Regions from separate parts of the Mus musculus genome. Here region 1 is linked to region 2. Evidence: chromatin loops called from intact Hi-C (ENCODE). Cell type or tissue: left cerebral cortex. All regions are shown on one strand. Region 1 overlaps Pde4b (phosphodiesterase 4B, cAMP specific). Region 2 overlaps Pde4b (phosphodiesterase 4B, cAMP specific).

Region 1 (2,500 bases), 94 kb before region 2:
TGCTGTGCTGGGCTGCGCTGGGCTGCGCTGGGCTGCGCTGGGCTGCGCTGCGCTGGGCTGGGCTGGGCTGGGCTGGGCTGGGCTGGGCTGGGCTGGGCTGGGCTGGGCTATGCTATGTTATGCTGTGTTGTGCTGTGTTGTACTGAGCTGTGCTGTGTTGTACTGAGCTGTGCTGTGCTGTGCTGTGCTGTGCTGTGCTGTGCTGTGCTGTGCTGTGCTGTGCTGTGCTGTGCTGTGCTGGGCTGGGCTGTGCTGGGCTGCGGTGGGCTGCGCTGGGCTGCGCTGGGCTGCGCTGGGCTACGCTGGGCTGTGCTGCGCTGTGCTGTGCTGTGCTGTGCTGCGCTGTGCTGTGCTGTGCTGTGCTGTAGTGTGCTGTGCTGAGCTGCGCTGTGCTGTGCTGTGCTGTGCTGTGCTGTGCACCCTCTTTAATTGTGAATTTCTATAGTCATACTCCCTCTCCAGATCACTTGCCCCACATCAGCTCCATGTGAGTTGATATGCCTGTGTCTTATTGGATGATTTGACACCCAGCTCAGTGTGTGTTGCACTGTCTGTCTCCCTAAATGACTTGACTTCCATTCCGTAATTAAACACCAGATATCCAGGGTCACTGAAGATCTGCATAACTCTGAATCAATTTCCCTGGGCTCCAACTCACCCTTGCATATTATGAACTATGTCAGCTTTATCTCGAAAATCTGGACAGGAAGATCTTTCACCCATCTGGACGTTTGCCATATGAAAATGCAGGCAGTTGGGGTGCAAGTTACCACATGCCATTTCTAACAATCATTTCTGACTCCATTTTTATTCTCTCTGCTTTTAGTCCCTTTCTGAAACCCCTGAGCCTCTCCTCTGGCCTCCTTAACTACAGATACTGCCATGAACAAAGTCATCCCCCCACCATAGCTCTCCCTCCCGCCTTGGCGAAGCCTAACTCTGTAGTATCAATCCCTTGTTAACACCACCATCCTAGTCCGTAGTGCCACCTGGGTGACCCTGATCACCTTAAACTCAGCATGTACCCTAAAGCTCCATGGGTCCCATGAAAATTCCCAAGTCCTCTGCACTTTTTTTTTTTGTTTTTCTCATGACTATTTTCTCAGATGCTCTTTTTTTTTTTTTTTTTTGAAAATACTATTTCCTTATGCAAGCAAATGCTGAATTCTAACAAGATCCCTGGCGTCTCTTCAATGCATCATTTCCTGTTCCCTTCTTGGCCGCATCTCCTCTTTCTCATTGCCAGTAACCCTCTCAGCGGTGCTCCCAGGGCTCTCCCTGAAGTCCTGCCCCTCAGCAACCACGACGTTTTTTATTTTATTTTTTAAAAAACACATTCTTGGCTTGTCTATCTCACCACCACCACCCCCCCCCCCCCACCCTTCACTGAACTCCCTCCCTGGCTTACCTGGTCCTGTGAAGTTAATCACAACATCATAGGCTTTCAACCTTATTCTCTACACATGCCTACAGTAAATGTTTTCCTATAGCCGCCAATGATTTTATTCACTGTTTTTCCATGTGAAACTCTCTGCCGTAACCATTTCTCTCATTAGTAGCATCTATCCTCTCTGCCTTCTTACCGAGTACACCCCTGCCTCTAAAAGCCCATCTCAGACACTACTGACTCAGCCAAGCCCTTCTTACTTCCACTAATCTAGAGTTAATCTCTCTTTTGGTATTCAGTATTTCATTCATGCTCCCACTCAGTACCCACTGTGTGTATTTCTTTCTGTGTTTGTGTGCATTTTTCGATCTCCTTCATTACGTTTTTATTTGCAAGATTGTGGCTTCTGCATAATTTGCTTTGCCAACTGGGTCATCATATGCCATCATAAAATCACAAGTATTGTGTCAAAAGCACAGATCTTGGGGAGCAAAGAGGCCCAGCTAAGTGCTAGGTAGCGGCTACTGACTTGATAGCACCTGCGATGTGCTTGCCTCACAGCTGCACGGCCAATAGTAAATGTACCAGTGCACACAGCGGCCAATCACATAAAGAATGCTTACTGCTTGCCAACACACAACAGCCAATCACATAAAGAATGCTTACTGCTTGCCAGTTCCCTTTCTGGTTCTTATCACTGTTCAAACTGGGCCTTCGAAGCGTTTCAGAGAATGCCTGACTAAAGACGAGGGTGGAGACCGCCACACTAACAAGGCACTTTGCTAAAGCCCATATCAGAGAAGGGTAGACATGGACACTCGTGCTCTTCCGCTCTGAAACCCAACGTTGCATGGTGCCTGGTACCCGGAAGGTGTTTAATTATTGCAGGGTACCCTCGCATGACCATGAAGGAAGGGCCACCTTTGCTGTGATGGTAGAGGACAGAGGAGGTAGGCCAGACAGGGAGGGGAGTTCACTGCCATCAGCTTCCATGTTGCTGATTCACGGGGTGCCAGCAAATTAACCTAATTTGGTGATGGTGGCTAATGCGGTTTCCCAAACCTTCAGCTGAGAGCTTGCTGAAGGCAGTCTTTAGCAGATTAAGGGAGCAGA
Region 2 (2,500 bases):
TGCAGGGGGTGGGGTGGAGGATTAGATACGAGATCATTAGTCTCTAAGCTTTTATGTAAGATATGTTTACTGTAGTTTAAAGTTTGTTACTTTGCGAAACACTAGCAGACCAATCAGTACTCATTAAGCTGTCTTTCCCAACTTCCCAGTCTTCAGTAAGAGCTAGTTTCATGGCTTGGAGAGGCCATAGTGACAGGGTTATATCTTAACACATAACTTGGAATTTATGCAATTCACCTGGAGTTCAAAATTGCACTGAGGTTCAACATGTAGTCTAAAAGCAGAAATGATTGACCCAGAGGTGTCGGGCTACACTTGAAAACATACACACATACACAAGCAGGAATACCCAGAAAGACAGTGGTTGTATCTCTGAGGACAGTGGGAGGTACAGTGAGCCAACAGGCAGAGACTCAGGTTCAGCCTCGCTTCACCTCAAAAGGCATCTCTCTGGGGAAGCAATGGTTTGACCTGAGTCTTAGATGCCTGAAGTGAAGCTATTGTCAGAGGCAGGATGCTCATTTGGAAAGGGAATTGCCTCACAGGAAAGAGAGCCAATTACAAGTTCGGGCTGTTGCCATGGTGCTTTGCTGATCCTTCAACATGCAATACAGGAACTCCGAGGAAGGCTAGGAAATAGGATGTAGGGGAGGTGGGGAGAAATGAAGTCAGCTAGGGCAAGGCATCCCACTGCCTGCACTGTAATGCTGACAAGAAGAGGCTGGCAGGGGAGCCAGGAAAAGAATGTCATTTTCAGCATGTCCTGGGTTGCTAAAATGAAACTAAAATAATTTAACTCTGAGACATTTCTAGCATGAATTATAAGACGTAACAGCCGTAAAATATCAAATAAGCATAACGCCAGATAAATCGTTGTTCATGCAGCAAATGCTATCTCAGATTTTCTAGCGTACTCCGGACCCTACACGGAAAGGTTATGAATTTAATCCATTTGCAGAATATGATGTAATAAGCATATTAATGAACTTACTGAGTGCAGAAAATTGCACACTGCATATGAAGTACTTTTTGAACCAAATAAATTAATTCCATCCCCATTCAGTCCACGGGGAAAAGAGACTAATGCATCGGCACCCAGTTGGTGGGCAAATAATGTACCAAAAGCTGGTAGGAAAGAAATTCTCCTACCCTGGAAGCCAAGTCAGAAAGCAGTTACAGTTCTAACCTTTTCCAATTTAAAAAAAAAAAATTAAAAGCAAAGCTCGGCGTCAATTAATCAAATGTACCATCACTTGGAAGCAATTAGAAGAGCTGAGTGCTGCTGTGTCAGGCTGCATCTGCAGAGGGCTGTCTGCAGAGGAAGAGAGGGTTAAAGAACACCTAGCTGGAACGGGGGAGGGTAGGACCTCAGGTTTACTTAAATATTCATGGGGCTTCCTCCATTTTAATCTTCTCCTTTTTAAAAGATGGCTGTTTCCCAGTCAGACAGCTCCCGAGGGGAAAGAGATTCCCTGCTCCCTGGCAGAGTTGGACTAATCTAGGGTGGAAACCCCTCCGGGCACCAGGACTGTTCCTAACTGAAGAAGTGCTTCAAACCGGCCAGCTGAATACAGGCTCTTGCTCCTCCTTCGTACAATTCCGGGTTTCATTACTCTCTTCTGCCTGGAAATAAGCAGGGAGGGAGGGAGCGAGCGCATAGGCTTCTTGCAAGGATGGGGTGTGAATGAAGACCAGCTTGCTGTGGATTAGGGAGTACCACCCGTCTGGAAGGCTTTGTCTTTTCTAAGTTTTGGTTCTTTATCCACTGGAACTGCAGAGGTTTCCTGATCCCCCTGGAGACCGCTCTCTTAGAACTGAATTCTTTCAAAGGGATCTGTGGATTGTGGCAAGAAGAGCTTCCAAAATGCCTGAGGCAAACTATTTATTATCTGTTTCTTGGGGTTATATCAAGGTGGGTTAATCTGATTGTGTTCTGTGTCTCTGATAGAATGTGATTGTTTTATGTCCCTCTGTATTTCATGGAGTGGACGGCATGAGCAGTGGTTTAATTTGTATGTACGGTTAGCCCACAGGTGCTTCTTAAAATGAAATAAGACATGTTTTCTTGCCTTGTATTTTAATGTACTGTAATGTGTTTCAATTCTGGTTCTTCTCAACTCTGTTTTAAAAAAATGCTTTCTGCTCTTCTTTTCATTTTTTCTTAAACTTTTCACTTAATCTGTTTTCACTGAATACGTTATCACATCAAACTATATTTTTAGGATTATCCCCAGTTTTCCTAATTCAAGTGACATTATTTTGGCCTTTATTAAAATTTCTTTTCCTGAGTTTGCCACTTCAAAAATCAACCAGAAAACAATTTTAAGAGATTTTAACAACTATTTTTTTTCCTACAGTGACATTGGGATGCTTTCAAATTGAGGGGACATTGTGATTTCTATTGTAGCCCTCATTAACCTAATGAAATTGGCTGATGATACAGTCTCTTGGTTCCTAGAAAGTGAAGTTGGAAGTACAGCAATCCAGCAATCGTTTGCTC

The links. Peaks named below come from ENCODE experiments on the same cell type or tissue, not always from the same donor. Only the 100,000 strongest peaks of a DNase experiment are listed, where the experiment ranks them.
Region 1: it touches region 2 in a loop (2.6-fold over the local background); 6 of 42 quality-filtered maps call a loop at or near these places.

The regions. Positions count from the first base shown.
Region 1 is chr4:102,494,464-102,496,963 of GRCm38, forward strand. The region is part of intron 2 of Pde4b (phosphodiesterase 4B, cAMP specific); the gene reads left to right. Among named protein-coding and RNA genes, the nearest start is that of Gm52668, 20 kb to the right of the region's middle. In left cerebral cortex, no CTCF peak of the experiment used is centred here; DNase peaks (open chromatin) are centred at 1,223 and 2,047.
Region 2 is chr4:102,588,290-102,590,789 of GRCm38, forward strand. All of the region lies in intron 6 of Pde4b (phosphodiesterase 4B, cAMP specific), which reads left to right. Among named protein-coding and RNA genes, the nearest start is that of Gm52667, 20 kb to the left of the region's middle. In left cerebral cortex, no CTCF peak of the experiment used is centred here; DNase peaks (open chromatin) are centred at 598 and 1,555; H3K4me3 peaks cover 1,970 bases; H3K27ac peaks cover 2,500 bases.